6 separate regions of the Mus musculus genome follow, and all the other regions are linked to region 5. A link is a loop called in an ENCODE intact Hi-C map of the cell type or tissue named here. Cell type or tissue: left cerebral cortex. All regions are shown on one strand.

Region 1 (5,000 bases), 61 kb after region 5:
TTCAGAGGACTCTCTGTGTTATGGGGGCCAGGAGACAGGGTATATTCTTTGTTCTGATCTGACAAAGTACTGGTAGAGCTTCCTGGAAATCTTTGTGTGTGTGTGTGTGTGTGTGTGTGTGTGTGTGTGTGTGTGTGTGTGTGTGTGTGCGTGCGCGCATGCTCACATGATTGAACACTGGTGGTAGTAGTGGTGGTGGTCATGAGTATCTCCTAATTTCAGCCTCAGTTTTCAGATTTGACTTTAATTAGATCAGGTCACTGAGGTCCAGGTGCAGCCTGAGCCTTTTAATCCCTGATGATTTATTCACTATCATGTGTTAGTGCATAATGGGAGTCATTTCCTCTGCCACCAGTGATGGATGTTGAGAGTGTGAAGTATGGATCTGTGTTTGTATATACATGCCCGTGTGCACGAACATCACCATTTGTGTGTAAGTGAGCATTTGTGTATAAGCGCTAATGTACATACATGGACCCAAGTCTGTACTAATTTGTGCACATGTATATGTTCATATATATTCACTCATATGCAGATGTGCATGTATTATGCATGTGCTCATCTATGTATGTATTGTGTGTGCCGGGCAGACTTAGCTATAGAAGTCAAGGTGCGGATTGTCTTAGTTAGGGATTCTATTGTTGAGCTAAAGCACCATGACCAAAGCGACTTGGGGAGGAAAGAGCTAATTTCATCTTACAGATTGTTGTCCATCATTCAGGGAAGTCAGATCAGAAATCCAAGGCAGGAATCTGCAGGCAGGCACTGAGACAGAGGCCACAGAGGAATGCTGCTTACTGGTTTGCTCCTCATGACTTGCTTGTTCAGTCTGCTTTCTTATACAGCCCTGGACCACCTGCACAGGGGTGATGCCACCTATGGGGAACTGGGCCTTTCCACACCAATCATTAATCAAGAAAATGCCCCACAAGAAAATTTGCCTATAGGCCAGTCTTACAACAGCGTTGTTTCAGTTGAAATTTCCTCTTCCCAAATGACTAGTTTGTGTCAGGTTGACATAAAAGTAATCAACATGGAGATACTTTTCTGGGGCGTGGTATTGAGGAGTTTGTAATCCCAAAGCTCTGGGAGTTTTGCCTTTTCTATTTTAGGCAGTATATAATGAATTTTAAATAAGAGTGTGACATAATCAGATATTGCTCATTTTCTTTCCCTGCTCATGCCTGGTTAGTGTTTGGCACTCAGTGAGCATTGGTGCATGTTTGTAGAAATGAATGGATTTATAAAGGTTTCTAGTTGTAGCTTTCAAATGGAGATTGAACCAGAAAGAGAATAGTTTGGGGAATAGACCCTAAAACTGGTGTACAGTAGGGAAAAAGGAGTTTCCACTTGGGCGAGCAGGAAGCATGGCCATGCACTTAACAGAACTGGGCATGGAGACAGAGGATGCGTGTTTTCAGACGTACAGCATGACAACAGACACAAGGCTGGGCTTTGGACAGGTTTGATGAGATGCGACAGCACAGGGAAGAGCTTGTTCAGCAGATAGTAGATTAGAATTACTTTCAGAAGAGAGATGGCTGGAGAAATGTTCTTTGGTAATCTCCAAGTGTCAGTGATACTGAAGGCATGAAGCGATAAGGTTGCTAGCGAGCCCCTCTCCTTTCCTCTCCCGTGGCTCTTGGCAACTGTTTCCGTGGCCCTTGGCAACTGTTTCCGTGGCCCTTGGCAACTGTTTCCGTGGCCCTTGGCAACTGGTTCTGTGAGTCAGGCTTTCAAATACCGCAGATAGTGGAGTCCTATGGTGTCATTTGACACTGGCTTATTTTGCTAACTGTAACTTGAGTAACAATTTCTCATAGCCTCAGGAAGGGCCTCTGCGAGGTGTGCTTTGTATGACAGTGTTGTGATAGCCCCTGCTTCTCTGGGAGTGTGTGGTGCTGGGGGTCTCTTCACTAAGCAGCTCATGCCCACAGTGGTTTTGGTTTGCTTTCTGTGGCTTCTTGGCCTGCTCGGCAGTCACCTGGCATCCTGCCAAATGAGACTTCCATAGGCTTTGTGCTGAGAGACTCAAAGATGGCTCTTGGGTTCCATGATGCTCCCGAGGCTTGGGCTATTGGGCCCTGTTGCTCTGTCCCTGTCATACCACAAAGCATCCAGCTTTCTGATTATCTCATGAGAGCATCACTTTGCTCTGTCATCTCCCTACAAAAACTGACTCTTGGGGTCCTTTTATTTGTTGGTATCAGGGGTTGAATGTAGGTCTCTGTGCATGCTTGGTAGGGCATATAACCTTCAGGAAGTTTTTACTTTGTTTGTTTGTTTGTTTTTCGAGACAGGGTTTCTCTGTATAACCCTGGCTGTCCTAGAACTCACTTTGTAGACCAGAAATCCGCCTGTCTCTGCCTCCCAAGTGTTGGGATTAAAGGCGTGCGCCACCACCGCCAGGCAAGTTTTTACTTCTTAAATACTTTTTTTTTTTTTTAAATTAAAAGTCAATGTCTTACTTGGCTATTAGGCTGGTCTTGAAGTTGTAACCTCCTGCCTTAGCTTCCCGAGTTGCTGGGATTATAGGCCTGGGCCACCAGGCAAACTGATTCTTCCCAGATACTTCTTTGGCCCTCTGTGACAGGAATGATGACTGAGGGCTTTTACCACACTATCCTTCAGCCTGAAGGTCCTTCCTGGAGGCCTCTGCCTTGCTTTGATGAAGGTCTCAGAATCCATTGTGTCTCCTGTTCTTATTCTTGTGTGGTTGTACTACAATGAGGGGGAGACCTGGAGCTGGTAATATGGAGCCCTAGAGTCTACCAGGCAAGCATCTCACCTGGTTTTTTATCCATGAATATAAGAGAGGAGGACGACAGAGCTCAGCTCACAGCAGAGGGGAAGTGGCTTTGGGCATGTAGAAATCTTTGCAGAGGAGAAAGCTTGAGCAGGCAGTGTTTGCTGTGCCTCATGAAAATCAGAAAGCTGTTTGAGGCCTGCAATTTAAAAGATGCCGCACATCACTTATAGTGGCTAAACTGGAAACACCTTAAAAAATCCTCAAACAGAGATATCATTAATAATAATTTGTTCCTTGGATGGATTGCTGAGTAGCCTCTGAAATAATTATGAGGAATACTTAATGATATGAAAAGATACGAATAATGGCAGAGCAAAAGCGACAGTCCCTGAGGAGTAAGTGTAAGACGGTAGTTGCCAGATGGCACTGGGATTGTGAGATTTAAAAATATATCACCCCAAATCAATGTTGATATATAATGTCTATTATAGGAGCACATACCAATGCAGGCGACAAAATACATACTTAAATTTGGGAAACATAAACAAAGAGATGGCCAATCTCCCCACCCACCCACCATGGCACATGTCTCTAATTGCTTTTCTAAGGGGCTGGCAATTTACTTCCTGTTCACAGCTTTCTAGTGACCCCAGATGGAGAGAAGTAAGGAACTGCACTTACAAGGCAGAGTTTAAACTAAGCTTTGAGCCCTGTGCACTTCCCTCCATCCTCTGGTTTGCACCATGCTTAGGTCCTGCTCGGAGCCTGCCTTCCCTGCCAAATGCCGCTGTGTCTTTCCGTTTAATTTTTATCCCTCAAGTTGTGTTAGAGTGACAGTTACTGCTGGGTATGAAGGGCCTTTGTGACAATGTGAAAATCCTTCAATTTTTAAAATGACAGTTTGGATTGTGGCTCATCTGTAGACCATTCACCTCAGACAACTGGGAACTTGGTTCAATCATAATTTGGAGTCACCTGTGACCTGAGAGTTGAGTGTGTTTAGTGATACAGTGCTTTGTCACATTCTGGCATCAACTGGGACCCAGCTGTCAATAATGCTAGAATAGCGGAATCTAATCGGAGTGAGTGGTTACTTTAATTCGTTGCTTCTAGAAGGGTCTGAAGGGTCAGTTGCTCACTCTCTCTAAAGTCTGGGTTCCTACCCTCCATTCAGGAGTTCTGAGCATTTGAGAGGAGGTTGCCTAGACCTCCTCTGATTGAGATCAGCCCTGGGAAATTCTGGCTGCTTCCCCCATGTGTTCTCTGGGTTCACAATACCTGCATTGTTCCAGCGGGAACAGGACTTCCTCTTTCTGATTGATTAGTCATTGTGTGGCCATTTCACGCCTTAGGAGCCAGCTGTCAGGCAGTAAGGGGGTCTCTGGGCACGGATTGCCTAAATCTTTTCATGTTTGTTTCCTGGGTATGGGCTGTTAGGGTTGTTCTTCTATATCTTTCCTACTTGACTAGTTGATTAATGTATGAGTCTACCCAAAATGCCCATGCAGGAAAAGGTAGAAAGGCTCCTTTGTACCTGTTTGGTTTGTTCTGGAAATTTAATTTTTAAGTTGGAACTTGATTTATCGATAATACAGCCCATGTATGCTTTATGTCTAATGGGTCTTTCGTATTACCTCATCAAAGGAAACATTATGTTAGATGGAGTATTTCTTGAGTAAATATAATATTTGTGTTCAATGATTGTTCCTGAGAGCTGTGCAATGCTCAGAACTTCTTCTGGTAGGGAATTTGTGAAGTGTTGCTTCGACCAGTTCAGCATAATAATTTGTGTGTAAAAGCAGCCATTTGGAGGCAGTGATGGTCTGCCTAAGGGAGCAATATGTCCTGAGCAGAGAAGTGGAGAACATCAGGGCTGTCATTTAGACCCAGAGCTGTCCATCTGTCCATTCGAGCTGTCCATCTGTCCATTCGGGTTCAGCAGAATGTTTTCCTTCCTGATTCTTGATTCTGTTCCATCTTTCCCCATCCAAGGTGGTTTGCTTCCTTGCAGGGCTATAAGCAGCTTGCTCAGTATCTGGTGCAGACTGGGATACTGGGATTTATTTAGACTTTTATGTACATGGCTTTCTTGGCTTTTCTTTCTGATGATTTGAAAGGCATATATTAGTCTTGTTTGATCTCTTATAAGTATGGGAAACCTACTTTGCAGATCCTGTACACTGAGAAGGGCAGACATTAGAGCAAGAGGTAAATGTAAATGCACTGGGCTCTGAGCCAATGTAGGGCACTG
Region 2 (5,000 bases), 77 kb after region 5:
TAGTTTTTGCAGTCCAGGGTCCTTATGCAGGAGGGTTAATGTCACACAGTTATACAGCTTCCTCCTTTAGGATGTGCAGAACACAGCGAGCTCCTGAGCCAGAGGATTTCTGGGTCTTGTCAGGGCTCCTTCAAGGTAGCTAAGCAAACATGGGAAATAGAGGAGCCAGCATAGGGAAGAAACCTGCCCCCTGCACTGTTACTGACCATGCATCTGTGGAGATAAAGAACAAGGCTTAAATGCCCTAGCCCTCCAGCTGCTCCCTGTGTGAGTCAGCAACTGTAACAAAAAGATTACAAAGTGCTCTCTAAGCTTTGTCCAAGCCAACAGGGCCTTCTCCACCACTTGGTTCTGGCTTTAAGTTAGTTCCCACCCCTAGACTCTTAAGGAATCTGTTTGTTTGTACAGACCAAAGGACACTTTTTTTTTTTTTTTTTTTTTTAGAGCTTTCAAGTTATTTGTGGCAGATAGAGCACAGACTGAGAAAGCCACGGAAGGGCTGTGGGGGAGGGGGAAGGAGACAGATTTGATGGAAACTCAAAGCTGACTTTCTGTTTGTTGAAACACCTCTTCCTACTTCTTACCCCTCTCTGGCTCATATCTCTTTTATCTGGGACCCAGGGCCTTAGCCAACTACTTGGAAATCACAGGCTGACATTGCTAGATCTCTAGGGGGCATGGTTGGGTTTTTGGGAAGAGCCAGGAGGCAATATAGAACACCTGTATTGTGTCCGCACAGGGCCCTGACACTTGGCACACACTGTAGGGTGCTTGGCCACGTACTGCAGACATGGAACAAGAGGCAAATTAACTATGAAATTATGTTGCTTCCCGTAAAGGTTACAGACTACACTTGGAATTTCATCACCCCGTATTCTATGCCACCCCACACTCTGTACCTCACTCTAAGCATGGCTGACTTTTCCATGTAGAGCCTCCTTGTGGGTACACAAACTGAGTGTAGGTGGTATGACCTTGACTTTATATTCCAGAGGCAGTGAACATTCCCTCCCCACCTCTGGCATTTCTAGGTGGTTCTTTTACTGACTCATGCGCTTCCTGTCTCCATTCAACCTTTCAGCGACCCAGAGCGGCCCAACCCATTCTTTTCAGTAGAGAGAGGGACCTGAGATGTCGCAGGATTTCAGACAAGTTGGGAACTTGACTCCTGGCACTGTTTCTGCACATGGGCCAAGTGGGCAGATATTTTTTGTAGAGAACAGTCAGTTTGAGAGCCAGCAGCAGCTGGAGGGAAGTTGGTCTGAGTGTGGCTGACTCTTTATTTATACTTTTGCACACTGGAACCTGTGCATATTCACTTTACTGTTTAGAATCCTGAGACAAGCTTACTTTGGTAAGTGGGTGATAGTGGAAGTAAGAGAGCCTTGGTTGGTCCTCAAGTAGTTCAGTACCGAGTGTGGGGGTCACTTTTGAACTCAATACTTTGCCTGCTCTCAGATCACCTCAAATTTCTATCGGTGATAGTTCTGCTGGGTTTGGTCTGCAATTGCTGAGCCCAGGGTATATTGTTAAGCAGCTTTCCCCGAAACTCTTCTTCATGTGGTCAGATTGCTCTGTGCCTGTGGTCCCGTAGGTATTGAACAAGTCTGGCCACATTCTCCTGTGTTCCCTGGAGTGTGGTATGTGTACTGGGCCAGAATTGGTGCTCAAATATTGAGTAGGGAGTTTTTAAGAGCAAGCTCTAAGACTCAAAACAGAAAGTACCAAGAAGAGACTACTTCAGTGACAAGAGGTTAGTAAACACACATTTTTTTTTTTTTTTTTTTTGTAGGTGGGAATAGGCTGCCTTGCCGTAAACTCTACTCCTAGTCTTAATTCTATTATCTAAATAAGAATAATGGACACCTTTTATGTACTTTTTCTTTTAAGGTACTGGGAAAACAGAAGGAACATGAGACACAAAGTCATACATAAAACACATGGTTAGTCTGTCCCTTTAAAAAAACCTTTCAAGCCTTCATGAGGAGATTCCAAGCTTATTTTTCTTTCTCTAGCCTTTATCAGAAGGGACATAATTCCACAGCCCTAATGCAGCATGCTGACAGGCATCCTGCAAGTGCACACCAAGTGCTTGCTTGTGCCAGGCAGCGTGCCAGGGCCTTGGGTGGACATGGCAGACATGCAATTCTATTTTTGTGGTAGAGACAGACACTGGACACGCATACGGTCCGGGCAGCATAAGGAGTGCTTTGCAGAAGCAGGGGGCACTGTAAGAGTGGATTTGCCGAGGGCTCATGACCTCCCTTCCTCATGCAGAGGGGATGATGGGAGGAGGCAGGATTAGTCTCAGGACAGCTGCTCATAAAAGAGAGTGAGGTCATGTTGAAGCTGTGGCCAAATTGAATTTTCGTGGCTGGGTGAGTTTTTAAAACTTTGCAGAGCTGTCTTCAGTTTATATTCAGCCCCGGTTTCCGTGTTTGTTTCTGTAGCACCATGGAGCCGATCCCTAGTTCAGGCTGGCTTTTGGTGACAGCATCTCCCTTTCTGGTCCTAGTGACAACACGGAAGAAGTGCCAAGCGTTTGCCTGGTGGTCTGTCCTGGACAACTGGGCTGGACATTGACAAAGGAGACCTTGAGGACTCTTGAGCGTTCATGCCAGACCTGGGCAGGTGCCAGACCCCAGCCTCCAGCAGCCTTCAGATTCCAACCTCCATTTCCCTAGCTCTCTCATGCAGAAATGCCAGTTCTGGCCTTCATGTTTTCTCCCCGCAGCCTGCTTACTTTCCCAGATCTCTGTAGTGAGGGCATGGGCTGCATTTTAATCTTGACATTACTCTTTATTGTCATGGTTCTTTCCTTTTCCTCTGTCCCTTCCTCTCTTTCCTTTCTTCTTTCCCTTCCTCCTTATCTACTTCCTGCTTCCCCTTCATTCCCTTTTCTCTTTTTTCATTACCTTTTGATCTCCATTGGTGTGTGGGTGTGATTGATTGATTGCAAAATAAAATGATGCTGCTTGTAAGTAGCTGGTTTTCTTACAACCTGTGAATACAGATTCTGACCTCTGCAAACTTTCGGAGGGCATGCTCTTTTCATATGCAGTTATCAGGAGTAGGAGTCTTCATCCCAAGGACAGTGGGAAGTTCCCAAGCCTTTCCTGAAAAACTCTGAGGGATGCTTGCATAGTCCACAAAATTGTCTCGATGGCCACGTGTCAACCTGGCCACCAGTATCATCCCAGAAAAAGAATTATCTTCCTTTACTTTGACATAGCCATTGGGGCTCTTGCAGACTCCCAAAGCATAGCGCTGTGTAGGGCATAAAAGCCAAACCTTGAAGGCTTAGGGAGAAGAGCAGCAGAATGCTAGTTGCTGCACGACAGGGTGACTTTCAGGGGCCCACAACCTAAGCTTGATTTCTGTTCTGTACTGAAGGCCAGCTCCACTTTGAACATGGATCAGTACAGTACCCTGCAGTGCCTCTGTTAATCCTAGAGACAAAGCCTCCTGCAGCCCACTTTCTCCTACCAATAGCTTCCTGATTCTCTCCATCACAGACACAATGGCACTGGTAACACTGTCACTTTATTCTTCTGTTGTGTCTAGTTCTGTGGCCCGGAAAAGACAATGACAACATTCAGCAGGGTACTTCCTATTGCCTGCCTTGCCCCATCTAGCATAACAGAACAGCCAAGGCTTCATATCAGCTGAGCAGAGCAAAGGACTCTAACCTGGTCCTCTATCTACTTTATATCATGTCTAGATTATAAATATGACAAAGTGAAGATTATGTAAATGTTATTCTTCTGTGTGGTTGATGAATAATGACAATAAAAAGCTCTGTGTGTTCAATACTTTTTAAAACGTTCTTTAAAAATATTGTCAATCAAGTTTGTTGACTCTGGACACAGTACCTATGGATATGGAGGACTCTGCTTATATGGAAGGATACACAATATGTATAACTTTCTCACTTGTTGCCAGTACTGAAGGACAGCTACTGAGGGAAACCTGCTCTGAGATTCAGAGACCTACTGAAACACGCTACAACTCCCACAAGTAAAGAAAAGACGCCATCCTCCTAGACCTCAGCCTTTTTCAGTTAGATGCATGATCTCACAACATGGGTGCCATGATCTTCCCAATTCCAAAATCCTCACTCTGGATCCTCCTTAAGTTGGCAGATCACAGCCCCTCTGAAGAGGGCATGGTGCAGCCACCACCCAGGACACGTGCCCAGCAAGCAGCCATGGAATTCTGACCTGATTAGAAGTAGAACTCGCAGATATCAGTGTTGGCAGCTGTGGGGATGCTCCATGCAACTTGAAACATAGTGAACTGGCAGATTTGGGCTGCAGGCCCATGTGGGTGTGGGTGTGGGTGTGGGTGTGGGTGTCTCCCACCTTGAGGCTCAGGACTGACAAGGGAGTTGGATAAGGTGAATCGTGGGGCTACTGAGGCAGGGCTCTAGTTGAGACGTATCTGTTTCACATATCACTGTTTCGTATCAGAGTTCTGAATTGGACTGAACTAAAGGGATTTTGGTCATGAGCTGAAAATTGTTTCAATAAACATACACATTTACAGTGACATGAAGTAGGTGATGCGTTGTATAATCACCACATCGGCAGCTATGCCGGGACCTCTGAAAGGAGACACTTTTTCCCTTGGTGTGGAAGGGTAAGAAAGATTCTGTCTGGTGCGTGTGCCCAATGGAGACATTACACTTAGAAGAGCAGCACTGTGGGGCTGGAGAGATGACTCAGCAGTTAATAGCGTCGGATGCTCTTTGAGAATGCAGGTTAGATTTCCAGCAGTCACGTGGTGGCTTCCGACAGCAACCCTAGCTAACAACTCTGCAACTATGAGGTTCTCTTAGCTCAGTGTGTTGGCCACTATTTTGTAGCTGTGACAAAATAGCTTTCCAAGCTTAGAGGAGAATGCCCATGGTTTCAGAGGTCTCAGTACACAGAGGGCTGTTTTCCTTGCTTCTCTGAGTCTGAGGAAGCTCATTAGTTACCTTGTGGTGGCCAAGAGTCAGA
Region 3 (5,000 bases), 83 kb after region 5:
CACACATACACACACACACATGCCCAGTAAATAGAATACAGAATCCCCAACCTGCCTCCCCTGAGCCATATTCAGCTTCCTAAAAGCTACTTTCATTAATGGGTCAGTGTACACATTTTGGGATGTGCTCTTAGTCTACTTGCAGAACTCTAAGATTACTTCACATGTCCTTTGAGGTGAAAGACCAACCAACAACCAGCCGGCCTCTCCACCTCTCTTTTACCTCTCTCAGCTCCCTTCCAGTAGCTCTGCCCGAGCCCCCGTGACCTTGCTGAGCCTCACCCACACCAACAAGCTCCCTCCTCACGCTTCCCTACCTGCCCTCCTCCTCACTGGAATCTCTCTCTCCAGCTGCCTGGTTCTCTTGCCTACTCTCTATGTCTCTGCTCATGTGTGCTGCTATTTCCTGAGTGTCTTTTCTAAGGTGCCTACCTTCTTACTCCATACCCCTCCCCCCCTGCGCGCGCACACACATACCTCTGTACCGCACGGCACAGCAGAGATTCCACCTTCTGTTGACCGTTGTTCTCCTTCACTGAATGAAGCTTTACCAGAGCAGAGCGTTTGTCTATTTTGTTCACTGTTGTGTCCGTACTGCGTGGAACAGTGCCTGCCACACAGTGGTTGCTTAGTAAAGTGTAGACCGATGAACACACACATGACCCTCACCCATCCACATACTAACATATTCTATAATACAGGGTCCTGCTCTTGCTTTTCCAAACTCTCTGAGATCTCAGAACTTGTTGCTTGTGGAACGTCATCTTATTCTTCCAAATGTCTGTTAAGGGTATAATGGTGTTAGTGTTTAACTATTAGGCCTCTTGATGATATTTGGATATCAGTTCCCTAGCCATCGTGAACAGTGCAGTAGAGTGCCCTAGAGCCTGCCTGGCCTCCTTCCTTCCTCTTGTGCAGCAGAAGGACCCTGTGTGCTACATCCACTCCAGTAGTGACTTGCTTGGCAGGCCTAAAGGCCTGGAAGCAGTCATGAGGCAGAGAGTTTCATGGAAACTTAGCCTCCTGGAACCTTGGCATTCCCATAGCTAGAATGCCCCAGATTTGTCCCTGTGATATTGTGGAGGGTCTTCCATGCTTTCTTACAGTATTTTACTGGATAAGAATTAGAAATCTCAGGGCAAGCTTAGCAAAGTATACTTAGAATCTTCACTACAGTCAGGCATTGCAAACTACATCACATATTAGAAGAAAGTTGGTGAATTCTTCTGACAAATGGAGATTCCCTACAGATACTTAAGAACAGCCAAGTTACTCTCATATGCAAGAATTTACCAAAGCCTAGGAAAAAGGGGGGCTGTGGTATTGCATTATTCAGGATAAGGTCTGCTCCAGCAGAATGCCCCTGGTGCTAGCTTTCACAAGGCTCAAAGAAGTAGCATAAATTGTGACTAGGGTGTGAAATCCTTACCTGACATTAGCTGACTCTACCCAGGGCTGTTTTATCTTTACTGTAAACATTGCCTGGTTCCTGCCAGTCCTTTGAAGTCATTCCTCTGTTTTGTGTCAGATACTTCAATGTACCTTGCCTGTTGTGATACCCTACTCCTTTGTTTTCTGTATTATATAAAACTGATGCTAACTTTGACAAAATTACATCCAGATACAGCACTCCCTGGTGTCCTGTCTGTTTGTTACCCCCCTTCTCGCCAACTCCTTGCCCACCTGTAACCAGAACCCCGAAATTTCTTCCGCAGGTGGAGGGAGGTGGATTGGGGCTGGCCCACAGCAGAAGATTTCCCACAGATTGAGGGGGGCCGACTGAGCCCAGTCCGTGGCACCTGTGTATACTAAGCAAATGCTTTGCCTGACCCTTTTGTTTTTTCATTTTTATTCTCCCCTTATTGTTTTGCTCATTAACATAATCGTCTTTTTTGACCTTGGCTTGAAGGTGATATCTACTTCTGATTCTGATCCCTGATTTGCCTGACAAAATGGGAACAAATCATGGCTGCAAACCCCCACCACAGTGGCCAAAGTCATGCCAGTCACTTGGCTTTCCTTGTCACCGTGGACCCTATCTACTAGAGCTGTGCACCTGAATAAAGCTTTCCTCTCTAATTGCTTCTGTTGGGTAATTTGTTACACTGAGGAGAAAAGAAACACAGAAAGTAACAACCTTCTTCCAGCCCTCAGTTGTCCCAGGCCACATCGCTGCGTAGGTATGATAGGAAGGGCCAAAATTTGAGCTTTCCAGCTTAGTAGTTTCAAAATACTATCTTTAAAATAGGAAGGAAGGAAGAAGAAAGGCAGAAAACGCAAATCAGAAGAAAGAACGTTCACCTTCATTTTCTTGGTGATTGGCTGCTCAGGGTACACTGGATAGGCTGTGGGGCCACCCTGTGGCCCAAGCTAGAGCCTATCCACTTCCTTTAGCTCTTCTGCATTGTCCAGGCTTCCTGTGGCCCTTGTGTACAGTGGGAGGTTGGTATGAGGTTAATGTTTGGAGTGGGTGAGTGTAGGAAACAAAAGCAGATCTTTACACATTTGTCCTTCTCTGCTTCTTTCTAATAGAATCTTGAAGTGTCCACGGAAACAGGCTCCCATTGTGTGTCTCTGACCAGGGCCTTCTGAGCTGCTTTGAGAGATCCGGGAAGTAAAACTTGGCTCCTTGGAGAAGCAACTACAAGAGAGCCTGACTCTCGGGGACCCTTTCCTGGGAGTCATTTGAGTCATGTATTGGATACCTGTTCCCCTCCTCCAAACATCTCTGTGTTTGAATTCTGATACCACAGGCACTACAGGTGCTTAAACTTTGTTTCTTGTCCAAGATGTGCCCAGTCAGCTCCAAACAACCAGTGGCAATGCACAGATCCTGGACCCTTGCCTCCTATTTTTAGAGACCATGCTGACATTCAAGGAAGGGTGGCTGTGAGCCTGGGAGCTCTTCCATTTGGGTGAATGAGCTATGAGTCCTGTTCAGAGGAGAAGAAAGTCACCTGCCCTCATCCCAGTGCCACCTCAGCATCCTCCCTGGGAGTTCAAGTGTCAATCACAGCTCCCAAGCATCTGCAGGACCTGCACCAGGAGCAAGCCTCTTGGCCTGTGGAATATCTTCAGGGGTTGTTGGTGTTTGCCTTCCTCGGTGGAGCAGCTGGAGGATCTTGGCTCCACCCACACACGCCCACCAGGGCATGGCTCCTGTCACCTGATATCTGCATCACAGGCCAGAGGCAATGAGAATTATGGCTGCGTTTACTGAGTAGCAGACACGGCTGTGGACCATGTGTATTACATCACAGACTCCGTGAGGCGGCTGTTTATATTATCCCCATTTTTATCACAGCCATGTGTAGGGATTCAGTGAGTCTAAAAAAGGTCTTTAGCTCACTGTAAAATCTCAAGAGTGTTGGCAATTGCACACATCAATCAGGGACATTATGTTAGTAGTTTAAAATTACCCACTCACTAGTGGAGTAGTCGCACTTCAGAAACTGGCCATCACTGCAGTTCAGGTGTTTGTGTGCATGTGTGCATGTGTGGGTGTTTTGTGCCCTCCTCACTTTTATAAAAATAAATTAAAATTGGCCTCTCTATTAAAATCAATGTACTTAAAGAGGAGACCCTTCCAAAACTCTTTGATAGAGGAGACATCTTTTTCTGTAGCTTGCTGTCACCATATGGATCATAAAATCCAAGGAGAGAAGAGTGGGCTGTGCCTGCAACAACCTTGGCAGGGAGGCAGGAATTGCAATGATGGACAAGAGGGCCGAAGAATGCTAAGGTGCTGCCTAGCAAGCCAGTGGGGTTTGGTATCCCTGGAAGTGGGTGCCTGTGTCCTGCCATAACACTTCTGACTAAATTCTCAAAGGGAGCTATAAAAAGTTCATGGCATCTCCAAGGGATGCTGGTGTGGGACAGCCACTGGGCAGACTGGACTAAGTTTGAGAGAACAGGTGTCTCCTTGGTTTCAGGTTTCAGTTCTGTGTGGACTTCCCTGTGGGGACTCTGGAAAGGTACCAGGAAGCTTTGCTATTTTGGGTAAGAAGACGTGGTGTGATGTACAAATACCCTATGTAGTCCATCCTTGCCCCACACAAATGCCTGCATGGAATGCCACACCAGTGCCATTGCCACAACTTTCACAACAAAGTTTTCTTAACATAGCCTAAAACCAAGGTCTGTGTTGTATGGAATGAAAGTCAAGTTAGCATTTGTGTGGACCAAATCAAAAACAAAGGAAAAATTATTTTGTGTGTTTGTCAAGCAATTGAATGTTTGTGGAAGGTTATCTATCTATCTATCTATCTATCTATCTATCTATCTATCTATCTATCTATCTATCCAATCTATCTAATCTATCATATATCTATAATCTGCCTCTATCTATCTATAATCTATCATATCTATCAACTACCATCCATATCTATTTATCATCTATCTGCTTACATATCATCCATCAATCAATCATATATCTGCTTATCATTCATCTATCTATCCATCTATTATCTATCTTATGGTACTGGTTTTGGAATATAGGGCCTTACACATAATGGCAAAATTCTCTACCTCTTAGATGCATAGTAATCCTGGATGGCTTGTTCATAGTTCTGGGGTTTGGTTACAGCTATAAGTTGGGCATTTAATCTAAAAGTCCCAAATCCATAAGATACCAACATTGGAAATGTTTTGCATGTTAACGTGACTCCACAGGCAGAAGACTCCATGCTTGACCTCATATGATAGACTACCATTAAAATACAAGTACATTAAAAATATTAGGCAGGGTGGGGGAAAAAGAGAGGAAGGAAGGAGGAAAGAAAGAAGAAAGAAAGAGGAATGTACACAAACGAGGCAACTTATAGAAGAGTTTATCATGTGCTTACAGAGCCTCCATGACCATCATGGAAGAAGGCGTGGCAGCAGGCAAGCAGGCATGGCACTGGAGCAGTAGCTAAACTTATATTTTGATCCACAAGCATGAGGCAGAGAGAACTAACTGGAAATGGCATGGGCTTTTGAAGTCTCAAAACCATTCCCCG
Region 4 (5,000 bases), 250 kb after region 5:
AAGCTTTTAAACAGTTAACATCTTGTGATGTCCCTGCTTTGACACGAACTACATACTTTTTTACTGCGAATACTTCTTCGGTGTCTTGACCATGTTATCTTTTTATTATTTCTGTCTGTTATGACATTGGGATTCTTAAAACTCTTGAACTCACAGCTGTTTAGCTTTCAGTCTTAAACAAAGTGCAGAAGTGTCCCGTATACCTTGCTCTGACCTCACGTTTCCCCTTTCATCCCATGAGCCCCTTTCAGCTTGTAAGAAATGCCTTTTTATAATTCATGTTTTAAAATACACAGAGGAGTAAAGGTAAATCTCTTGTCCCGATTGCTGTAAGATTTATGATAAAGACGGGCAGGAGAAAAGCATTGCACATCTATTAAACCAAAGTTTTATATGACATCAGAGCCCTCAGAAACAGAGACCTTAAGAGCCAGGAACCCAGAACGTTATGTCCTTTATGAAAAGCGAATGGATGCAGAGATACCTAATGGCAACGTAGCCAGGCCTGTGTGCTCATATTCAGGGTGACCTTCTGTGGAAAATTATGTCTGAAGAAAGACATCTGTCCCTTGAGGGTCTTCAGCAGTTTTAGTCATGGGGACTCTCTTGCCTCTTGTACTCTCATTCAGTCCCATCCTGGTAAGCAGTACACCAGTGTGCCATATAGAGGGGTAATACTTCCTATGACCCATCACATGCATAGAGTTGGGAAATAGTTTTGTTTGGCTTTGTTTTGACATTTAAAATGGTCGCTGGTCTTTCGGACTTTGTTGGTTCTTTTGATTTTCTCACCCTTGTGCACCCTTTTAACCCCTAACACTGGATAAAAGAGAAAAAAGGATAGAGAGGAAAGGGGGCTATGTTATTGTTGGACAACTTCCTGTTGACTAGGGGCACTAAGTTCCTTGGGGCAAGTTTGATCTTCACCATCAGGATATCTAATTTCTTCTTGTTTCTTCTTTGTGTACCTAACAAACTGCCACCACCACCAACCAACAGCAACTAACCAACAATCCACCCTGCCTCTCAGGGCCCTAGTATTTATATATCCTCTGAAAGGTCCCCAGAATTTCAAACACCACACAATCACAGAAACTATCTGCTGCTGGCAAAAATCACATCCCCACTAGAGCATGAGGCAAATCACAGTCAGCAGTGTGGACAATCTGAAGCAGTCCCATACCCCACTCCTGGGATTAAAATGAAACATATTCTTATAATATTGCTGTTTTTAAAAAAATGCCAAAATTATCACTACATACAATCATTTTTGGTACATTTTCAAAAAATTACGTTCAGATGAGCACACTGGAGTGCAGTTTCCTGCAAAGCCTGAAAGAAGAGGGTGGAGATCCTAGAACTGGAGATACAGGAAGTTCTGATTGCTTACTTCATTGGTTAACTTTTTGTCAATTTGACACAAGCTAAAGTTGTTTGGGAAGAGAGATTCTCAATTGAGAAAATGTCTCATAGGATTGTCCTATAGGTAAGTCTGAAGATCATTTTAAAAACAAAAACCAAAAAATCCCCACACATTAGTGATTGATGTGGGAGGGCTCAGACCACTATGGGTGGTGTCACCTCTGGCTAGTGATCCTGGGGTGTATAAGAAAGCAGGATGAGCAAGCTATAAGGACTAAGCCAGTGAGTAGCACTCCTCTGTGGCCTTGCATGTCTGTGTATATGCCTGGTGCCTGAAAAGATCAGGAGAAGGCATCTGATCCCTTGGACTAGAGTCACAGATGGTTGTGAGCCACCATGTGGATGCTGGAACCAGGCATGGGTCCTCTGGAAGAGCAGCCAGAACTTTTAACTGAGGTATCTCTCTGGCCCCAACATTCTTTTGTACAGAAATGATCTGATTTCTATGTGTTTCTAGAGCTTGCAGTGTAGAAGCATTCTGAGTTCTCCCCCTGGTGGCTGTAACTGACATTTGGAATCTCTTTCATCTTTCCTAAGAGTCCTTGACCTGCCTCATGCATTTTGCAGTTGGGTTGTGTTTTTATTCACAGGCTAAGTTTAATGAGTGCCTGGTCCAAAACGCTGTGTTTCTTTGACACAGTCTCTCCAACCCTCCTGCAGTTTAGAAGAAGCCAAAGATGGACAGGGTGAGGGACTGGATGAATGCTTACACGTGCTGGCCTCATCGAGTCCTTGAAGGGGTGGGCACTCAGAGACTGCTCTTTGAAAGAAAGGAAAATGTTTTCTTAGTGGCTTCTCTAGACTGGGGAAGAAGCGTTGTTAGCAATTGTATGCTATGAGCAGTGTGGAAGGCTTCTCCATCAATGCAATAAACCAAATTGAGCCAAATTGTAAGTATAAAGGCAGGTTTACTGGGGACAGCTCTCGGTGGGTTTTCTGATATCACAGGAGGAGGTCAGGGAAAGTCTGGGCTTGGGTAAGGGATTCTTAAAGGGGAGGAGGAAGGAGCAGTGGTGTGGTGGTGAGGTAATAAGGTTATAGCCTTATTCAGTGAGTTTAGGGCCCTGTAGGGTGATCTTAGGTATGGTGCTCACTTTGGAATTCAGAACTAGGAGCTGGCTTTGTCCAGTGTTTTGCACAGACTTTTACAAGCTCAAGCTCCTGGTCAGCAGAGAAGGGTGGGTCCATACCGTCTTTGGCCTTTGTCCCCAAACCTCTGGGCTAACACAGTATACTACAGATATCCAGGCAGATGACAATATCCATATAGCTCTTCCTTGAAGGAGTTTTTGAACATGGAGATAAGGCTTGTTTATTGAGAATGTATAGGTATACATAGGAGGGTTTAAATTTGTTTTACCTTATTATGTGTGCATGGGTGCTTTGCCTGCATGTATGTCTGTCGCAACACACACATGCAATGCCCACAGAATTGAGAAGAGGGTGTCAGAGCCCCATGAACTAGAGTTAAAGATGATTGTAAATTGTCATGTAGCTGCTGAAGATGAACCCTGATCCTCTGTAAGTCCAGCCAGAGATCTTTATGTCTGGCCCATTTCTGCAGACCTTCAAAATAGTTTTATGACCCTAGGAATACCTGAAAACCAAAAATAACTGAACTTTGCCCAAGGATTATTTATCTACACAACAAGCCTCCAGGGATCACTGTTGCTCTAGTAGAAGTTCATTGCAGAGAATGTCTTGGGTAAGACAAGGCCTGCTCTGATTTAATGATGTTCTTGGGGTTTTGCCATCTGATCTCCAATACTGCACTTTGTCTTGTCATTCAAGGCTGTGCTAACACATTCTAGATTTTTTTTAAGTCTATTAACAGGTGGAAAAATAGGACATCAAATGTGTATCTTAACATACCTGATTCAGTGTTTACAATCTCTGAGGCCATCTTGACACCACTACTATTTTCCCGTGCAACCACACTTTGACTCATCATCCCATCGGCAACTGGTCAACCTCAGCATATGCTCACACTGAGCTGGGGTAGCTCCAAGTATGTGCTGAGGCATGGAAAGAGTCCAGTCCTTCCTGTTACTGTTGGCTGCAATCTCTGCTGGCACAAATGTTGATAATTGCTCCCCCACATGTGGACCTCAGGTCCAGCCCCTTCCAAAACTTCAGGCCTGGCTTCAGGGAAGCTCGTGCAATGGTTTCAGTGACTTCCCATCTTGCCATCTGTCTGTGGTCAGAGGTGCCAGCTGGTGACAGCGTCCTCGTGACAGCATCCTGACTCTTGCCTGTCCAGATGTGTATGAGTCAAGCCCTTGCTCTTCTGCTCCTCACATTGCAGGGGGTGAGTACCATGAGTTTGGTTGTTTGGGTGTGAGCTTGAACTCAACAGATAACAAAAATCTTAGCTTTCAGCCATCCTTTCCTTGCCTCGCCTTCCTATTAACTTGTTCTGAATTCTGTGTGTGTTTTTATTATTGAGTTTTAGTGAGAGGTGAGAAGGCCCCATCCACAGTATTTGGAGAAGGGAAGTGGGACAGGCCATGCAGGGGACAGATGACAGGAGTAGGCACAGAATCTCATTTTAGTTGTGAGGAAAATGTCTTAGGAAGCAGATTCCATGAAGATTCCCCTGTGATGCAGGCAGAAAATCTGGACCCAGTAAAAGTGCTCATCCTGTAGAGCATTGGTGCCCTGCCTTTCCATTTTAAGGAAAGGAAAGAAAGAGCCACAGGAAGGATGAGAGACAATGCTTACCTCATCTGCTTGTCACATACAAACTGAAGAAATGAGTAACTCGGCATAACCGACTCCAAGCTTTGCCCCACCTGATCTGGGCTGAATCAGTGACCATGAGCTTCTAACTGCTGGATCTCTCTGGGATGCCCCTCTTGCTTCCACTCCAATCTACCCTTGGGTGGGAATGCATTCCATGGGGCCGCAGTGGAGAGAGCAAAGCACAGTCTACATAAGGAGGTGTTGAGGCCTGGGGCAATCTTAGCTTGTAAAATTTTTTTCTTTTTTAGTCTATGATAAAATAGATCATATTAGATATTATCAATACCCATCACCTATTTTCTCTCTCCAATTCTCTCCATATCTCCCTAACCACACCCCCTTTCCAGAACTCCTATCTTTGTTTTGTTTTTGTTTGTCTGTTGATGCTCTTATAACCCACAGACCTGGTTAAATATATAATGCATTTTGAGTTGCATGTTGGATACATGGATATAATTATGACTCGGTTATTGTTTCTGTTTGGAAATTAAACATGAGGTAAGGATATATGATTATGTGTTAAGTTGACAAGGGGTGGATTTGTGCTAGCTATTCTTGGAACAGCTGGACTTAACTAAAACCCAAGCAGTTACACCTGTGAGAGAGTTTTCTTGAGGTGTTTTCATTTGAGAGTTTTCATTTGAGGTGGGAAGACTCACCCTAAATCTAGACCATCTGTAGTGTGAAAAGCCTCAAATCGTCCACACCTTCTGGAACAGGCATGGAACAAGGAAGCACTTGCTCTCTGCATGTTGGCAAGTCCATTTGTTCACTGGCATTAGAGCCTCCTTCAGGATTCTGGGATATACTGAGGATCACCTGAGACATCCAACCTT
Region 5 (5,000 bases):
CTAGAGTCACTGGAGAAGAGGGAGCCCCAACTGAGAAAATGCATCCGTAAGATTGGGCTGCAGGCAAGCCTGTGAGGTATTTTCTTAATTAGCAATTGATGGGGAAGGGCCCATTATGGGTGGTACTATCCCTGGACTGATGGTCCCAGGTGCTATAAGAAAGCAGACTGAGCAAGCCATGAAGAGCAAGCCAGTAGACAGCACTCCTCCATGGCTTCTGTGTCAGGTCCTGCTCTTAGGTTCCTGCCCTGTTTGAGGTCCTGTTCTGGCTTCTTTTGGTGATGCACAGTGTTGTGGAAAGTGTAAACCAAATAAACCCTTTCTTCCACAACTTGGTTTTGGTAATAGTGTTTCATCACAGCAATAGCGACCCTAAGTAAGACACTATCCTACTTGGCCCCCTGCTCAAGCTCCCACCCCACTCAGAGACTCACCAGTGACCATGTCTCTCAGACCAATATTCCCAGACGTGTTGGAATAACTACTAGTCCTGGTAAAGAAATTGACACGGGGCTGTTTCTCCTACATGATGGGACACATTTATTCTAACAAGAGAATAAAAGGTGTGGGACCAAGTAATGTCTTACTATCCCCTCGTCCATCCTGAGAACTAACTTGCACTGAATGTTGGTATGGTGTTGGGTGTGGCTTGCCCAAAGGTCCATGTGCTAGAAGCTGGGTTCTTGGTGTGGTGATGGGTGGGTGGCATGTTGAGATATCTAAAAGTGATACTTAGGCGGTCCTCAGGCTGGTCTCTCCTTCGCTCTGGCTTCCTGTGTGTCTCTTTCTTTTGCATGTTTTTCCCCATGAGGTGATGAAGACAAGGGATTCTCTCATCTGAGAAGATGCCATGCTGTTTGGATTTCTAGTCTCCAAAGTTTTTTCTTTTAAGTACTCAGCCTCAGTCATTCTTGGTATAGTAACAACAGCGGCCCAACCTATGCATGACGTTGACTCAGAGGAGTAGCCGTTCTTCTTCTCTTCTCCCCTCAAAATGGCAATTGAATTAATTTCTAGGTTTTAGTCCTTCTAGAGAAGCACTGAAGGGGAAGGGGGAGGGGCAAAATCCCTTTATAAACCACAACAAATCACTGTACCTTATTGAAATAAATCACTGTCCTCCACTTTAAAGGTGATTTGATATACACTCAATACATTTTTCTGTGGTTATGAGCATCTGCTATTCTTGCAGAGGACCCAGGTTCAGTTCCCAGCACCTCCTGTGGCAGTTTACAACCATCTATAATGCCAGTTCTGGGGATCTGATGCCCTCTTCTGGCCTCTGTGGGCAGTACCTGTGGTATACACACAGACAAGTGCACACACATACATACTAAAAAAAAAAAAAAATCCCCAAAAAACAAAAATTAAAAAGTGCATTTTCTGGGATTGGTTCTTTATCTCAGTGGTAGATTTCTTGCAAGATCCTGAGTTCCATCTCCAGCATTCACCCTGTCTAAAAGGGAGTGCATTTTTCCTCCTCTCTAGTTATTGGCACTGCTTTCCAGAACTATCTAACTCCCTCCCCCTCGACTCCTCAACATAAATCCTGGCTGAAAGCTCACCCTGTGCTCTTCAACGATCTTCTCGGTTTTTCATTTCTTATTCAAGTGAATCTTGGCCTGTTCAGAAACCACAGGATTTCACTTATGCCTTCGATCTGCCCTGCTTGCTCCTTCTGTGTCACCAAACACCAGGAGCTGACAAAGACAAAGATGCCGTTAGCCAGAAGAAAGGGGGCATAGCATTTTGCATGTTGAAACAGTCCTTTCTGTAGATGTCTGCATGAGAAGCCTGTGCTGGTAGAGTCACATGCCACAGGGCCCCTCAGTCCCTGGTTCTGGGCTTCCTGGCAGTCTCAGCATCCTGGATGCTCAGCCAGGTCTCCCTTGATGGAGCCTGGACTGTGCTTGGGCTTCATACAGCTGTCAGGTCTGGTTTTCATGCTACTCATGGGGCCCCAGGTTGGGCCTCCTTGCTTGGCACTGGAACTTCATTCCTGGCTGTCTTATGACCTCCCCAGCCCTTCTCTCCCCCAACTGCCAAGAGATCTGATTCCATTTCCAAGACCTGGCATAACCCACTATATTCACAGCCTCCATACCACCCTGAAAACCCTTCCAATAACATTTCCTTAACTACAGTGGGCGCTTTCATTTCCTGATTTTTTCCTTTAAATTTTCCTGCTGACTAGGTGTTGCCAGACCGGTCACTTAAAAGTTAATTTACAGAGTCCCGAGCTTCCTTTAGGGAACACAAGCTGAGACGCCAAAATCTCTGTTTTTCAAAGAATGTGATGTTAAAAACCACCCGGCTGGGTCCCAGACTGTAATTTAAAAGAAAAAGAAAAGGAGGAGGAGGAGGAAGGGGAGGAGAAGGAGGACAGAGTGGGGGAGGAGGAGGAGGAGGAGGAGGAGGAGGAGGAGGAGGAGGAGGAGGAGGAGGAGATGACAACGATGATGACTACTACGAAGAACCACCACCACCACCACTACAACCACTACCGGAGTGTCCATGGGTTGAAGCGTTTTGATTTACACACCATTTTCTCCCAGATAATCCGAATTTTTCCAACCGAGTACATCACGCCAGTTACAAGAAACCATTCCTGCCCCACCTTAACCGCCTCCCGCCTTCCTTAAGCTTCTGGAAGCTGCCAGCAGATGGCGCTAGCCCACCTGATTTTTCCTTGTGTGGCCTTGGGAGTCAGACAGGGAGGTAGGTGGGGGAGAGGCCTGAAGTCAGAAGAACGCTGAGCCCAGGCCAAGATTTCTTCTGGCATCTGGAATGCATTAAAAACAACCCACAGAGCTGAATATAATTCTCCTTCGAAGAGAGTGGGGTGGGGAGAGAAGAAGAAGGAGGGAGGGAGAGAGGAAGACAGGAAAACAGAGCGGGGAGGGGAAGAGGGTTGAAAATGGCAGCGACAGGCAGAGAAGCCCGTGGGTCATCCTGGAGACGTGTGCCTCATCTCACTTGTCCATGACAGCTGCCAGCATTTCTGCTCTGGGTGAACAGGGCGACATGGTTGAGAGGAGGAAGCAAGCGACAACCAGAGGGTTCTGATAGGATGGTGGGAAGGGATTCCCAGCCTTCTCCAGCAGGCTCCTCCTCACTGGCTTGGCGGTATCTGCTCTTGAGGGCGCCTCCTCTGCACGCAGCCCTATCGGCTTAGAGCACAGCATACCCGTGCTTATGGAGGCTGTGAGCAGGTTGAATTCCAGGGACCGATCGGCCTTCTCTGCCACTAACCCTCACTCCTCCAACTTCCAATTCAATTTCCTTTTCTCCTGGGCCTTGACGGAAATAGTTTTTAATGGTTGCTCAACCGTGCCACCTAGTGCTTAGCAGATTCTGTGTGAAGAGCAAGCAAAAGACAGTGGGGACATACCATCTGGGAAGGAGGCAGCTAGCTGACTGTCAGTGGGGACCAGTCTTGGGTTTGCAGACCGGTTCTTCTTTTTACTCCTGATACCAAAGGACAAAGACACCCATTCCGCTAAGCTGGGAGAGAGCTGGGCCGGGTTGTGTCTGTCCACTGGGAGGCCATGCCGAGGTACTGAAGAGACCGTGCAGAGAGCTACCAGACAGAACTACCAGGCTGGGCTAAGCTGCCTCTGGGTGTCCTTTGTCCTTCACGGGAGCAGGTGTTGGGAGTCTGATTCTTGGTAAGCGGTATTGGGAGGTGATGTGGAAACTTTAGGTTCTACCTAGTGAGAAGGCTGCCACCGTGTGGTTTGTCCACCAGTACCATAGCACCCACCAGGAAGCCTATACTAGATGCTACCATCTTGTCATTGAACTTGTGAAACCTTGAACTAAAGAAATCTTTTTCCATAATAAGGTATGCAATCATGGGTGTTTCGTTTTAGCCACGGACAATTAACTACTAGTACAACCACCCTGTCAGACTGTCTAATTTCCATGAATTTAATCAAGGACATGGGCCACCAGGAATGGTGCTTTCACATACAACAGCTACCAGCAGGGTCTTAGAATCCTCCTGGCAGGGCTTGCTGAGTGACACAGCTGAGCCCCCAGCCTAACCTTGGAGCCCACTGCCATCTTCTTGCCCTTGTAATCCTACCAGCTGCCCTCCTGGCTCTTCCTGCTCCGGGCTTGCTGTCAGCCCCCTCATGCCATGCCACCCTCAGCCCCACCTCTCCTCTCCTCCTGCTCAGCCTCATGTAGACGTCTACAAAGAGCTGGCAGTGCTTCATGTTCATGTTCATTCTGGGGTCAACTCAAAGTAGTGACTGGCACCACGGACTGGAGCCAGTGTGAGAGGTCAGATCTTGTCCACTGCTGGGTAATTTGAGCCCGTTGTGTAAGCTGTCATAGCCTCAGTTTCCTCATAGGAAAAATGGGATGATGATAGCAGCTATGCCATTGGGTTGTTTTGAGGGCTGAGTTGACACATTTAAGTTGCTTACCCGGGACAAACACTTGATAATGGTTGCTGTTGTTAATAGCTCCCCTTTTCTCAAATCTGGTTGTCTTTAAGGAGTTCTGCTTTATGGGAAAGGGAATGTGGGTGGCTGTGTTAGTCTGTGCCTGGTCCTCTAGACTGATAGTTTCCAAACAGCAAAGTAGGTTTGGAAACATGTAACTACTCTCTTAGGATATATGAGGGAGCAGGGGACTTAACTTTCTGTGGCAGAGTTAACTGTCTATTCCCCAAACCCCATGACCTTTTCCCTCTTAGACACAAGCTAAACTACATTTCCTAGCCTCCCTTGTGAGACTTCATTCTGTGCAACTTAATCAGAGCCTCTGTGATACCAGAGTGCTGCTCGCTGTCCAGTCCTCAAGGCTGGCTTCGTCTCCATCTTTCATTTGATTGAAGAGGACACCAAAGTTCTGGGAGAGATGAGACAGAAGGGTCCCCTGTTCAGAGGGATGAGAGAAGCAACTCCAAGCAAAGAAAGACAAACTTTACCCCGTTAAGCCCATAAAATGTATCTTAGGATCATTTTATACTAAGCCAACGTGTTAAAATA
Region 6 (5,000 bases), 100 kb after region 5:
ACAGGGGCAGGCAGGCATCGTGATTGGTTGATTGACCTGAGTTCTATAATATAGCTGGGGTATGACAGATACAATCAGGTACAAAAAAAACCTTAGCAGCAAAGGCCAAATGACCAGTTGGGATGTCTGTCTATATAGACAGGTGGAAGCTGGGGATGCAGCTCAATCGTAGAGTCCTTGCACAGCATACACAAGGTCCTGGGTTCAACCCCAGCACTGAGAAAAAAGGGGCGGTATGGGCGTAGGTCATCATGTTTCATGAACATTAGTTAGGAGAGACTAAAGAAGATGGGAGAACACTGAAAGAACAAAGAAAATGGGGGGGGGGAGGGGTGCATGTATAGACAAATAGACAAATAGTAACATTAAATTTAGTGAACTTATTTCTAATCTTGGGGGTGGTGGTGTGAGAAGAGCCTTTTTTTTTTTTTTTTAACCAGAGAACCTTCCAAACATTCTGGAAGTGCAGCAGTACCACACATCTCTAGAAGTGAGAGTCAAAGAGAGGAATACCCCATGAGAACCCTTTTAAGAAGTAGAGTCCTCTGCTCTCCCTCATCACCCCCTCTCTGCAGTTAGGTGATTGGCCCGCATGCTGATGGAAAACCAGAACATCGTTGCTCTGAAAGAGACTGCAGGTCTCTGGACTGAGGGACACTAGGACAATGAATTAATACTCAAATGGCTATTTTGGAACATCTCCTGAGGGCAAGCTTCTGGGTGCTGCAGGAGGTGGTGGCCTCGCATCGATGGAGGTTTGGTAATGGGAGACATGAGTCATGACAATGCAGATGCCAAAAAGGCCAATTGCCTGCCAGTTCTTGACGAGATGGGCTTAGCTAGTGCTTATGGGAAATAGTAAGAGTGGACAAGAATGAGAAATGAAGAGGCAGAGAGCTGGGAGAACAATGACAATATCAGAGGGCTCGGATTCAAAGAGGCAGACCCTTGCCAGGTTGTTTGGAGGATGAGACACCAGATGTTGTGTTTGCAAAAGGCTCCTGCAACTGAATGTCTGGAGAAGTTGGGACCAGGCAGCGGGGGAGAGGGTTCCTGGGCTTTATCAGTAACTAAGGGGTCTGTTAGTAAGGAGCTAAGACAATGGGAGGATTCAGTGGGACCGAGACTCACAAAAAAGACCCTTCCCATGTCCAGGGCAAGGGCTTATCAATTCCTATAGCTCTGCTTTCCCTCACCAAGGACTGTGGTTCTTTATAAATGCAAACACTTCGGGCAACTTAGGACCCTGGATTTACAACAGCCAAGTCCCAGGGCTTTGAATTCTTGTGGGGGGAATCTTAATTACAAAGCAAACTGGACTTTAAATGGAAACACACATTCTTTTAAGCAATTTCTGGAATGTTATCAGTCTTCAACCATCCACAATCTTGGACTTACTGTTCACTGTGAGGGGGACCACCCAGGAAGGCAGCCAGGCAGACCACTGGATAATCTCAGTCCTGTAGTCTTGCTGCCCTGCCTTGTCCTGGCTCCTCCCTAAGGCTGGACCCAGCACTTCAGCCCTATCATCTGAGAAGTGCAGGGCTAACCATTGGCGCCTTGCAGGGAGCAAGGGCTCAGCAAATGCTAGCTGTTATCTTTAATAATTACGATTGGTGCCTGGGTGAACCAACCTTTGACCATGAAGTGGCCTGAGAGTTCAGAGCTGGTCCTATGGGCTCTGGGGGTGGGCAGAGAATGCTGCTGCTGGATTTCTCATTTTCAGCCCTCTTCAATCCAATTTCAAGGCATGCCTTCCTGAAACAGAGATATTTCTTTTGCCTGGAATCTAAAGGGAGATCCATAGCATCCCACTGATGGCATTGGATGCCTCTTCTGTTTGAATTTATTGTTTTATGTCTCTTCTACTGGCTTTGGTATAAAATATATGCACTAACTTAGTAATTTTTAAAGGACAGTTCAGTGGCATGGAATACATTCAGATTATACAATCAGGTCCCACCTGAGCGCCTAAACAGTGCCTACTGTCTCATTGACTGAAGAACTACTATCCAGCTTGTTATTCTGGGGCTCTGAGAAACTTAGAAACCAACCTTCAATCAGATGTGACAACTTGTCTCCTGACATCTGGTCCCCAAGCTTTTTTCTTCTCAGTCTGACTCCCCCACCCAACCCACATTCATACTGCAGGGAGACCCCAGGCCATGTCTAGGCTGTGGAAGCCCTCAGCCTCTGGGTAGCAGCTATTTTGCACTCCCTGCTCAGCTTAGGTGGGCACATTCAAGAAGGTGCTTTGCTATTTCATAGGAAAGTTTACAGGACCTTGTAAAGATTACCAGGAGCAGAAATGCCCCTGGTGTTGTAGGCAGACAGATCTAAGGTCAGATCTAACAGCATGTGAGACACGAGCTGTGTTTTCTGACCTCATTCCTCTTTGGTAGACTGGGGATCAAATCCTCAAGTTAGTTATATTCAGAGTGAGACGAGTTATCCATGGAATAAAATACAACTGACTCTAGAAAATCATCTCCATGCAGACAGAGGCTCGAGCTCTTGACCTACATGTCAGCATCCCCCTCAACTTCTACCATGTAACAGGTTTCTATTTGCTCAATAGAACCAACCCATTCTTCTGCAATCATTACATGTGAACCCACTCAACAGTCCATGTTTTATATGTCAGAAACTGTTCAGCAGTAATCCTGACCAAGATCCAGACAGCTGGCAAATTGGAAGCAATCATTATCCATCCAGCCAATGTTTATCACACTGCATATTTGCACAGAACAAGAGGCTTTGGGTGTTGTTTATATTATAGTCTACGAGTATTTATGTGACAGCCTACGATTATGCAACTTCTTACAAGGACAAGATGAAATCCAGAGTAGTCTGTGTGTGAGGAAGCAGTGAGCCCTGAGGAATACAGACTTCCCAGAGGCTGAAAGGCACCCTGGGAGGGGCCTCCTCTTAAGGCATAGCGAGCCATATACGATGACGATGACGCTACCTCTAACTGTTGGAAGAGAAGGTGATTTTGTGTAGGCATTCTTTCAGTCCGCACCTCCTCCCTTTCATGTGTTGTGTGAAGAGGACAGCTAAGCCCCACAACATTGCTCTAACACATCTCCCTAGGAAGTTAGCTTTGAGAAGAGTTTTATTAGGAAAGAAAGAATAAGGAGACCCATTAGACCCTGAGCACAGGAACAAAGTGAGGAGAGGCACCTGGAAGAAGGTAGGACAGAGAAAACGGTGACCTGAGAACACACTATTGCTGTCCAGGCAATAGACTATGATTTGATTCTTCATACGTGACTGGTCTTCATGGCTGATGCCCTGTGAGGCATTAACCTGCATTCACTAAATAAAAAAAGAAATCAGAGAACTCTGGCCCAAATTCATCAGATGAGAGAAGCTAGCTGATGCTTGTCATCAAAACGTAATAATGAGAAGATTCAATCAGCTCTTACGGAAGAATCTTACAGAAGGATGCAAATAGAGTCATTCCAGTTGGGGGCAAATGATTCAGTTGACCAGACTCAGAGTGCCTGATGTGTCAAGGGATATAGGGTTATAAGAGTAGGCCTACTCAAAAGACCCATAGCACCTTTCAAGGAACTTCTGTGTTACTTTCAAGGACCCTAGGGCATAGTGGCCAGGAGAATTTTGTGGAGCTGAACCCAGAATGGTGAGAATTAGCCTTGCTGACTAGTGACAGGTGTGCTAGTGGGCCATTGCTATATCAGAAGGGTTCTGGGGGACTTGTCTGTCAGTTGCATCTCTTCCCTGCTCTCCTCTCCATGGCTGGATGAATACAGACAGACTTTCTAGATGCTATTCGGGCCACCCATCTCTGGCTACAGCACAGCTCTCCTTGGCTGGGACACAGTTCTGAGCATGAGTCACACTGTCGTGCTGGGTTGACACTTCCTCTCTAGCCAAGGGCGAGCCGAGCCACTTCACCCTGAAGTCTACTTTAGTTCAAGCACTCTAGCACGTTACCAGCAGATCTTACTGCCGAGAGCCATCCAGATAAAGTACCCTTTGCCCAGTACTAGATGCAAAGGAGCACGAGGCACTGCCAGTGCAGACTTAGGGAGCTGAGTCAGTGTTACGCCATCCTCCCTGAGCCCAGGGACACAGCCGCCAGGAGATGTCCTTGGCAACAGCCACTTTGACAGTTTTCTGGGAGAGATGACACTGTTTTAGCCACCACAGCCAGGACACTCCTTGATTTTGGGCATCAGCCCAGTCATCCAGATTCCAATGGCTCCCTTAGCTTCTTTCTTCTCTGTTAACAGATTTTTCTGAAAACAGATAGATATACCCAAGCCATCCACACCTGGTCCTCTCGATGTGTGTTCATGAAGCAGCATAAATGGCTAATTATCTCAGCATACACTGTGTTCTAGCTATTTGCTGCTACACTTAGCCCCCAGCTTCTTCTTTCCAGGGAACATGGGCATATGAAAAGCTACCCCAGAGATTGGTCTGGTAAAGCATGGATCTGGCCCAGGTAACTCTTTCTGTGGCTCTAGTTATTATGCATGTGTCTGTGCCCCTCTCCTTGCCCCTGAGTCCAGCTGACACTTTCTGGATTTGTCTGTTTGATAGCAGTGTGCTATCCTGGAATCCTTTTAGTTCACGGGAGTAACATTTTTCTCATCCCTTCTCCTCATGCTCTGGCATTTATATGCTGGGCCTCCTCTGATGTTCAACATGTTGACCAAGATGTGATGGGGCATCTGCTGGCCAGGAGACAAGTGTCCATCCCCATACTTCAGAGATGCTCATGCAATGCCAACTGCATACGACATGTCTTCTGCTCTGGGCTCTCATATGAAAATGAGAGGTTAGCATGGTCTCGGGGCACTAAAGAAGGCTGAGGTCACTCTGAGTTAGCATCCTGCTGGGTGGGGCAGGGGTAGGGATGACAATGGAAAACAAAGAGTTAACATCTCCCCTGTGCTCAGTCTTTGCTAGGCATTGCCTGTGGCTCAGGAGCCTGTTCCCTCTACCCATAACCTCATCTCTCAAGAGAG

The links. Peaks named below come from ENCODE experiments on the same cell type or tissue, not always from the same donor. Only the 100,000 strongest peaks of a DNase experiment are listed, where the experiment ranks them.
Region 1: a loop joins it to region 5, with 2.1 times the contacts of the local background. A loop is called at or near these places in 11 of 42 quality-filtered maps.
Region 2: a loop joins it to region 5, with 3 times the contacts of the local background. A loop is called at or near these places in 13 of 42 quality-filtered maps.
Region 3: a loop joins it to region 5, with 2.7 times the contacts of the local background. A loop is called at or near these places in 11 of 42 quality-filtered maps.
Region 4: a loop joins it to region 5, with 2.8 times the contacts of the local background. A loop is called at or near these places in 11 of 42 quality-filtered maps.
Region 6: a loop joins it to region 5, with 2.2 times the contacts of the local background. A loop is called at or near these places in 3 of 42 quality-filtered maps.

What each region holds. Positions count from the first base shown.
Region 1 is chr11:62,979,941-62,984,940 of GRCm38, forward strand. The region is part of intron 1 of Cdrt4 (CMT1A duplicated region transcript 4); the gene reads left to right. Among named protein-coding and RNA genes, the nearest start is that of Gm46284, 12 kb to the right of the region's middle. RefSeq lists an enhancer at 3,464-5,000. In left cerebral cortex, no CTCF peak of the experiment used is centred here; no DNase peak of the experiment used is centred here.
Region 2 is chr11:62,995,591-63,000,590 of GRCm38, forward strand. All of the region lies in intron 2 of Cdrt4os1 (CMT1A duplicated region transcript 4, opposite strand 1), which reads right to left. Gm46284 (a long non-coding RNA gene) reads left to right here. Exons shown (of 2, transcript XR_001780234.1): 1 at 1-2,378; 2 at 2,516-4,550. Among named protein-coding and RNA genes, the nearest start is that of Gm46284, 3.8 kb to the left of the region's middle. In left cerebral cortex, no CTCF peak of the experiment used is centred here; DNase peaks (open chromatin) are centred at 497, 1,179, 2,172 and 2,556; H3K27ac peaks cover 238 bases.
Region 3 is chr11:63,001,628-63,006,627 of GRCm38, forward strand. Cdrt4os1 (CMT1A duplicated region transcript 4, opposite strand 1) reads right to left here and starts at 2,507. Exons shown (of 3, transcript NR_126547.1): 1 at 2,302-2,507; 2 at 478-610. In left cerebral cortex, a CTCF peak has its summit at 2,370 (motif pointing left); a DNase peak (open chromatin) is centred at 3,310.
Region 4 is chr11:63,170,274-63,175,273 of GRCm38, forward strand. No RefSeq gene overlaps it. Among named protein-coding and RNA genes, the nearest start is that of Pmp22, 41 kb to the left of the region's middle. In left cerebral cortex, a CTCF peak has its summit at 1,923 (motif pointing left); DNase peaks (open chromatin) are centred at 1,917, 3,426 and 4,930.
Region 5 is chr11:62,918,558-62,923,557 of GRCm38, forward strand. It overlaps Tvp23bos (a long non-coding RNA gene), which reads right to left and starts at 4,074. Exons shown (of 3, transcript XR_388723.3): 1 at 2,679-4,074; 2 at 1,566-1,700; 3 at 190-1,040. In left cerebral cortex, CTCF peaks have their summits at 1,278 (motif pointing left), 2,661 (motif pointing right) and 3,346 (motif pointing left); DNase peaks (open chromatin) are centred at 1,577, 1,883, 2,145, 2,689 and 1 more place; H3K4me3 peaks cover 767 bases; H3K27ac peaks cover 1,229 bases.
Region 6 is chr11:63,022,870-63,027,869 of GRCm38, forward strand. No RefSeq gene overlaps it. Among named protein-coding and RNA genes, the nearest start is that of Cdrt4os1, 21 kb to the left of the region's middle. In left cerebral cortex, no CTCF peak of the experiment used is centred here; DNase peaks (open chromatin) are centred at 2,846, 3,910 and 4,050; H3K27ac peaks cover 295 bases.